2 separate regions of the Homo sapiens genome follow, and region 2 is linked to region 1. A link is an interaction called in ENCODE POLR2A ChIA-PET data of the cell type or tissue named here. Cell type or tissue: OCI-LY7. All regions are shown on one strand. Links, peaks and the distances in the headings refer to the core of each region. The heading gives the core; the rest is flanking DNA. Region 1 has its middle 47 kb from the start of FBXO48. Region 2 overlaps CNRIP1 (cannabinoid receptor interacting protein 1).

The links. ChIA-PET counts read pairs that join two places held together with the same protein. Peaks named below come from ENCODE experiments on the same cell type or tissue, not always from the same donor. Only the 100,000 strongest peaks of a DNase experiment are listed, where the experiment ranks them.
Region 2: POLR2A ChIA-PET joins it to region 1 with 5 read pairs; 3 of 35 experiments call an interaction of 5 or more read pairs at or near these places.

The regions. Positions count from the first base shown.
Region 1 is chr2:68,418,365-68,422,764 of GRCh38, reverse strand. No RefSeq gene overlaps it. Among named protein-coding and RNA genes, the nearest start is that of FBXO48, 47 kb to the left of the region's middle. In OCI-LY7, for the core only: CTCF peaks have their summits at 3,636 and 3,838; DNase peaks (open chromatin) are centred at 2,314 and 3,584; H3K4me3 peaks cover 758 bases; H3K27ac peaks cover 2,460 bases.
Region 2 is chr2:68,309,053-68,313,452 of GRCh38, reverse strand. All of the region lies in intron 2 of CNRIP1 (cannabinoid receptor interacting protein 1), which reads left to right. Among named protein-coding and RNA genes, the nearest start is that of CNRIP1, 8.7 kb to the left of the region's middle. In OCI-LY7, for the core only: no CTCF peak of the experiment used is centred there; no DNase peak of the experiment used is centred there.

The DNA of each region.
Region 1 (4,400 bases), core at 88-4,087:
CCCAGTGCTTTGGGAGGCCAAGGAGGGCAGATCATGTGGTCGAGAGATCAAGACCATCCTGGCCAACGTGGTGAAACCCCATCTCTCTAAAAACACAAAAATTAGCTGGGCATGGTTGCAGGTGCCTATAGTCCCAGCTGCTCGGGAGGCTGAGGCAGGAGAATCACTTGAACCTGGGAGACGGAGGTTGCAGTGAGCCGAGATCGTGCCACTGCACTCCAGCCTGGCGACAAAGCAAGACTCCATCTTAAAAAATAAATATATAAAGAAATAAATATGATTAAATCACTGTAAATTTTAACAATATTAACAGTTATGTGTATGATCAACTGAAAATGTTTAAGTTATTTTTTCTCTCATTGACAGAAAAGTTTTTCTCAAGTGTAGATTAAAAATTCAATGAAATTTTCAACTCCAGAATGTTTCTTACTTTTTAGGGTATTTTCTAGATGTGAAGGTATAATTCCATCACAGTGATCATCTATGCGGTTCTCCCTTGGTCTCCTTTTCCAACTAATTATCACTTTATTTGATTCTTTCCCTGCACAATCAGGTTTCTTGAAAGAAGAGTCTACACTCCTGCTTGTCTTTAAGGAATGCACTCTACCAGGTTGCTCTCACATTTCTTCAATCACCACACAGTGGACTCTTAATATATACTGAACGCATGAGAGAATGAATGCATGGGCTCTTGTTCTCCCTGGGCATTTTCACCCATTCTTACCACTTCATACCCACAGAAATGACTCGTTAGTGTAAAACTCCATTGTGACCTTTCTCCTTTGCTCCAGTCCTGTAGATCTCTAACTGCTACTGGGCATTCACTCCTGGATTCCTAACTGGAACTTTCAATTCCATATTTCCCTATCTAAATGCATCATTCTTTCCCCTAACAAAGTTGTTCATTTGTATTTGCTATACTCATCAGTGAAATGACCATCATCCAGGTCACTAAGTCCTAAACTGGCAATCATCTTAGAATCTTTCCTGTCTTGCTGGTTCTTCCTCTTAGGTGGCTTTCGAATCTCTTAGCTTTTTCATCCTGTTTGTCCTTTAAAGCTGTGCTCTGTTACTATCATTTCTAGGAACCCCTCTCTGAACAGTCCATTTGTCCCCACTTATCTGCCCATCATAGCACTGAGCAACCAGGGGATGCCGAAATCATTAACTTAGGAGCTCTTCTCTCTCCAAGAAGGAGGGGTTCTTGAGGGCAAGAGAGTAAGTCTCGGTTACCTCCCATCTTAGCACAGTTCCGACATAGGGTGGAACCTCTAAATATTTGTGGAGCTGCCAATTGAACTTAACTCCCACCTGCCTTACCTTCCCTGCTGTGATTCAAACCTAGTCACCTCTCACCTGGATTATGATAACATGTGTGACTGCCATTATTCTCCCAGTGATGCCTAGCTCCAAACAGCCTCCACAATGTGGTCAGAATGAGCTTAGAAAACTCTAATGTGAATATGCCATGGAGAGGCCCAAAGGGCAAAAGACTTGCCCAAGAGCACACAACTGGTTAATAACAGTAGGAAACTCTACTGATTGCCAATCACCAAGTCTTAAATGCAACCAAGGACTCCAATCCAGCCAATTCTATCCATAACCATTCACCAAAGATTTTTCAGAGTCAGAAGACTGCAAAAGTGACTGTTTATACTAAATTCCTTAAGCAGCAAGATAGAGGTTAGATGCTGCCATCCCTAGTATCTTCAAATGTGCATTATTCCCCTATTGAAACACTGTTTGCTTAAGAATCAAAGGAAAACTCCCTATGAATGTTGTCAAGAAAATATGAACAAGTTCAAATCTCCTCAAATGAAGTTACATCTGCTGTGGCAATCCCAGCCCCTTACAACTTTGCAGGAAATGGGAAAGGAGGCACAACAGAAAGAGTGTGTCTGCTTTATCCAACTGCATCACTCACTGCAACAGGAAACACATGGCCAAACTAAGGCAGTGAGTCTTCTGGCCTTACAATGGCCTCATTGGTACCCAAAAACAAGACAAGCAGAAAGTTATCTCCCTTGTGTGTCCAGACATTGATGACAAAGGAAAACCCACACGGTGATATTAGATTTGCCATTCTCCTGAATTACTACTCAACCAGAGTCCAATACAGAGGATGAGGAAAATTCTAAAAAGATTCTGATGTTTCCAGTTGTTGGGCATGGAGATGAGGGGTCTAAAGAAGAAAAATAGACATTTGTGGAGATTTCAGAGGATAGGATGGTGAGTGAGTTCACTTCTGCTGCCTTTCTCCTCCCTGCTAAATCAGCTGAGATAGCTAGGGTATGCATGATGCAATAACAAGCAACCTCAAGCCCCAGTGCTTTAAAACAGCAAACACTTATTCTTGCTCCATTATGCATCCATTGTCGGTTGTCTGTGGTATCTACCCATGTTTTTGACAGCCTCACTTTAGGAACCATGCAGACTGAAAAGGGAACAACTGTCAGGAACCATATCGTCCAATAAAAACATAATGCAAGCCACAAATGTGAGCCACCTGTGTGACTCTAAATTTTCTAATAGCCATATTTTAAACTGTAAAAAGAAGCACATAAAATTAATTTCAATAATATTTTTAATTTAACCCATTATATTCAAAATAGCATCTTGTCAACAAGTTATAAAATACAAAAATTATTGATGAGATATTTTACATGCATTTTTTTGTACTAAGTCTTCGAAATCCGGTATGTCCTTTTCACTTATAGCACATCTCAATTTGGACTAGCCACTTACAAGTGCTCAGTGGCTACATGTGGCTACACAGTGGCTGTAGGGTGGGTCTGTACATCGACAGAGAAAAGAGAGCTCCAGAGGATCTTACACCACAATGAAATGCTCAACAATGAACTGACTGTACTTCCCAAACCCAGGGGCTGGGAAGTACAGCCCTACCATGTCCCTGGAAGACAGAGAGCTGGGATTATACAGTGAGCAAACCTTCAAGACTACCACGTTTGTCTTTGTGAATAATATCTCCCTATAACAATAGCTACTGTAACAATTATGTTGAATAAGCCAGGCTCCTAGGAGGCCATCAGAATAAGCCTTTAATTTTTTTCCTTCCATAACCCATTCAAATCAGTTCTTTCCCCACCCCAGCACGGACTCTCAGGCAGGTTCTATCATATTCCCCATCTCTCTTAGAGAATAAAAAGACTTCCAGCCACTTTGAGTCACAAAACCATCTCGACTCAGTAATTAAAATATAACATTCCATCCAATACTCTGAATCTCATTTAGGGTTGAGGAGTCTGCCTTTTTCAAGTCGGGACTGCGAGGCTGGAGAAGCCTGTAGTGGGCAGGGTGGCTGATGTGGCGAGGTCTTCTCTATTTCCCTGTCCTGTGCCTGTCCCTGCTTCCTTCAGCTCTTCTAGAAATAAGGTAGGGTGGGGGCAAATGGGAGCCAGGGGCAGGAAAACTCATCCTTTCTTGGTGCCAATCTAACCTGGTATTGGTCTCCTGTCAGCTTGTAGATGTTCAAACCTGCCTTTTGGAGGAGGGCTTAGAAACATTTCTTCTACCCCTCACCCCCACCCTCACCCCAGCAGCATTCAGATGCGCTTCCCATGAGGCAGGCCACCTGTGTTCCTGTGGCTGGCTGCCTACATTTTCTCTTTCAGCCTCTGAGAATCGGGTGGTCATCCCCTTTGTTGAGATCATACCCCTGCTGTTCCGGCAGTCCTCTTTGGCAGGATTTTCACCAGACCCACAGGGCCTTATCCTGCTTGTCTGCAATGGGAAGCCCTCACTCAGGCATCCTTTACCCTGGCAATGCAGGAGCACAGGCTGATTCCAGTGCAGCCATTTCCTCTGCCACCAGGGCACCAGTCAGCCACAGCCTCTGGCCTTTAGGCTGTTTCCAGGCATGATCTGCCACCAGCCTCTGGGCTACACAGATTCTAACTGACACAGGTCAAGGTCAGAGCCTTCTTGAACCACCTCACAGTCTGTTTGGGGTAAAGGGAAACACCCTCCCACCACCCCCATGGAGGGGAAAGAAAAATTCCATTGCAATGCAACTGTTTTCCCCAAAGGAACTATTTCTCTAATTTCCAGCTAGCCTCCCGAGGTTCTTCAGCCTTTTTAGATCTTCCAGATGGGAGAAGAGCTAAGAGTTGCAGAACTGGCTTTTGGCCATCCCTTTGCAAGTCCCACATTGCTTTGATGTGGGAGTACTTGCCACCTACTATTTGGTTCTGGTTCTTTTGAGAGCTTCAGCTGAATACAGACAAAAAGAATCTCATTTTAACATCTTGTTAAACTACCATATATTGAATATCCACATTAGTGTCATTTTATTTACATTATCTTATTTAATCCTCACATCAACAGTGCAAGCTAAGTATCAATATGCTCATATCACACATGCATATACAAGGCTCAGAAAG
Region 2 (4,400 bases), core at 75-4,074, 110 kb after region 1:
CTCCCTTTACCAATAAATGGACATCTGGGTTGTTTTCAGCTTTTGCTATTATGAATAAAGCTGCTGTGAACATTTGAGTATAAGTCTCAGTGTGAACATATTTTCATTTCTCTTGAGTAAATACCTAAGAGGACAATTGCTAAATCACATGGTAAGTATGTGTTTATCTGTGTAAGAAATATCCACACTGTTGTACCATTTTGTATATCCACCAGCAGTGTATGAGAATTCTAGTTGCTTTACATACTCAATGTATGTCTTTTTAATTTGGAAATTCCAAAGACATAGAAGACCCAAAACAATCTTGTTTGATCTATATTGTAGTCCTTAAAACAGGTAGCATAAATCTTCTAGCTTTGTTTATTCTAAGTTCTTTTGCTTAATCTAGGTCCTTTGTGTTTTATATAGATTTTAGAATGAGCTTGTCAATTCCTCCAAAAATTGGGATATAGAGTTTCCATTAAACCTATAGGTCAACTTAAAGATATTTGACATCTTAATATAGAGTTTTCTATACCATGAACATGAAATATCTCTTAGGTCATCTTTAATTTTCTCCACAATATATTACAGTATTTCCTCTACAGACTTTATACATATTTTGTTAAATTTATTATTTCATATTTTTGAATAATGTAAATGGAATCTTTGCTGGTATATGGAAATAAAATCGATTTTTTTTGTATATTGATATTGAATCCTGAGACTTAGCTAATCTCACTAATCCTAATAGCTGTTTTTGGAGGATCCCTAGGATTTTCTAAATATGCTATCATGTCATCTGTAAATAGTTTCTCTTTTCTTTCCAATCTGTATTCATTTTATTTATGGCCTAATTGCAATGGCTAGGACCTTCGCAGTATGCTGCTAAATAGAAATGGTGAGAGTGGACATTCTTGTCCCTCAGTCTGAGAGAGAAAGCATTCTGTTTTTCAATACAAAGTATAGTAGCTGTAAGGTTCTTTATTGTAAATCTTTTTATCAGGTTAAAGGAGTTCTCTTCTATTCCTGGTTTACTGAATGTTTTTTTAATCATGAACGTATTATAACATGTTTTCAAATAGTTTTTCTGTATCTTTTGAAATGATCATAAGGTGTTTTATTCTGTTTATGGTAGATTACCTTGCTTTTTCAAAGTTAAAATAACCTTGAATTCCCAGGTTAAATACCACTGGTCATGGTTTATTCTCGGTATGTAAAACTGGATTTGATTCATTAATATTTTGTTAAGGATTTTTGACATCTATGTTCCGGGGGGGATATTTGTCTATGGTTTGCTTTTCTTATAATGCCTTTGTCTAGTTTTGGGTATCAGAGTAATGCTGGCTACATAAAATGATTCGGAAAGTGTTCATTCTTCTATTTTCTGGAAGAGTTTATATAGAAATGATATTTTTCTTAATGTCAGAATTCACCAATGAAGGCATAGATTATACTTTATTTGAAGATTTTTTATTACAAATTCAATTTCGTTAATAGATATCGGGCTATTCAGGTTTTATTTCCTGAGTTTTTGTAATTTATCTTAGAAGTCATTTATTTCAATTAAATTTTCAACTTTATTCCCATAAAGTTGTTTATAATCTCCGCCATTCTTCAGTGTCTTAGGATCTCTAATAATGTCTACTCTTTTACTCTTTGATCCTTTTCTTTTTTTTTTTTTTTTTTTTTTTCCCCGGAGATGGAGTCTCACTCTGTCTCTCAGGCTGGAGTGCAGTGGTGCAATCTCGGTTTACTGAAACTTCTGCCTCCCAGATTCAGGCAATTCTCCTGCCTCGGCCTCCCAAGTAGCTGGGATTACAGGTGCGCACCACCATACCCAGCTAATTTTTTGTATTTTTAGTAGAGATGGGCTTTTGCCATGTTGGCCAGGCTGGTCTCGAACTCCTGGCCTCACAAGATCCGCCCACCTTGTCCTCTCAAAGGGCTCAGATTACAGGTATGAGCTGCCGCGCCCGACCTACTCTTTCACTCTTGTTATTCAAAATTTTTATTTTTATACCCTCTGATTAGTCTAGCTAGAGATTTCAGTTTTATTGGCCTTTTCAAAATCCTAGCTTTTTTTTTCACATGCTTCACTCTGTTTTTCTACTTCATTGTTTTCTAATCCTATATTTATTCCCTTCCCTTGTTTGCTTTGAAATATTTTAACTTAAGTATAATACATATACAGTAAAATGATCCCTTCATAGAGTTCTTTCTGCTTGTCAGTAGTTTGGTTATGATGCATCTTAACTGGTTTTTCCCCCCTTGGGGATCACTGAATTTCTTGAATCTAGAGGTTAATGTTTTCACCAAAATTGGAGTATTATTAACCATTGTTTTGTTAAATACTTTTTTAATACTTCATTCTCTCCTTTCTTTGTAGGACCCCAACTAAACATATGTTGAAAAGCTTGGTATTATCCCATAAGTCTTTGAGGACATGTTCAATTTTCTTTCTTTTTTTAATGGATCTTCAGATTAGATCATTTCTACTGATGTATCCTTAAGTTCACTGATTCTTCTATTTCTAGTCTTGTGCTTATCTTCTAAATTCTATAACATTTTTTAGCTCTAGAATTTTCATTTGTCTTTTTTATAGTTTCAGTTTCTCAAGATTCCTTATGTTGGCTAATTGAGACCATGTTTTCCTTAATTTATCTGAGCACATTTGTAATTGCTGGTTTGAAGTAGTTAATAAATCCAACACCTGGCTCTAGTTAGAGTAAATTATTACAGCCTGACTTTTTTTTTTTTTAATATGGGTCACACTTTCATGTTTCATTACATGTCTCGTAATTTTTGGCCACAAACTTAACATTGTGGATAGTTTATTACCAACTCTAGTTTCTGCTTTATTCTTCTGGGTATTACTGGTTTTTTGTATTCTAGCTGGCAGTAAACATTCCTGTACTCAAACTTCAAATTCTATCTTCCAGCAGTATGCAGCAGCTGATCTCTTTGCTCAGTTTTTATAACTTCCAGTTGCTGCTTTTCTAGCCTGGTCTCCTTTTGTGCCCATGGAGCTTAGCAGTCAGCCAAGGAACTGGAGAGCTTATACTGAGATTTTTGGATATACCCACCCTGAGGTTCCCCTATTTCTCCAGCTGCTCTATCAATCCAAAACTGTTTTGCTTTATTTGAGATGGAGTTTCACTTTTGTTGCCCAGGCTGGAATGCAGTGGTGCGATCTCAGCTCACTGCAGCCTCCACCTCCCAGGTTCAAGCGATTCTCCTGCCTCAGCCGCCAGAGTAGCTGGGGCTACAGGCGCGTGCCACCACACCTGGCTAATTTTTGTATTTTTATTAGAGACAGGGTTTCACCATGTTGGCCACGCTGGTCTCGAACTCCTGACCTCAAGTGATCCACCTGCCTCGGCCTCCCAAAGTGCTGGGATTACAGGAGTGAGCCACCGTGCCTGGCCAATCCAAAACTCTTTACTCTGATACCTACTTCTGAGGTTAGGGAATGTACTCAAAATACATGCATGCATACATACATACATACATACATACATACGTAAATATAAAGAAGCTATTAATCTTAGCACAACTTTATCTTTCAAGGATTGACTTTTTGCTGGTTTGTCTGCTTTTTCAATGGCCCCTGTAGGGTGTCCATGTCCCACTATCCTTCATATGCAGTTAGCTAGGGATTACAGCAGAGTTTATAGTCAGATTTGGGGTTCTATTCCTTCTGCAGATCTCTTTCTTCCAGGATTTTTCTAGGTTATTTCCAGCTTCTCTGCCAGTCCTGATGCTGTCTTCTGCCACTTCCAACAGATAGGGCTGTCATTTTCTCCTGCCAGTCTTTCAAGGGGTTGAGAAGTACCCCTTTCTGGTAATGTGATAAGATAGGCACCTTAAAAGCACTCTAGTGCCAGTGCTTAGATTAGAAGTGGAGACAGAAAAGCAAAGAACAATTAGAAGGCCTTTGCAGTCTTAAATTTTGGTATTAGGGTTAATAGCTTTGTGAAGTGAATTAGGAACTTTTTTATAGTTTATGCTCTGAAACAATTTACATACCATAGAACTTAACTGTTACTTGAAAGTCTGACAGAAATTTCCCATAAAAGTCAGGACCAAAAATAAAGATATTTAGAAGGAATGTCTTGAATTCTCAATTTAGCACATGACTTTTGCCTTTTGGGGGTTTTATTGAGTGACTATTATGTTTTTCTGAGGAAAACATCCATTTCTACAGAATTTTAAAATGTATTTTTAGACCTCTAGAAATATTAAATGCTACTGATAGACCAGTTAAGCCATCAAAAACAACACCCTTAAACAAGTTTAGAAGCACTTTAACTGAGTTGCACATTGACACTGGGCTTTCAAAGGTTATGAAAGTTTGCTCTAAGAAATAGCTGTGTGTAAAAACAGCTCACAGCTAAATGCCCTAAATGTTTCATGTGGAG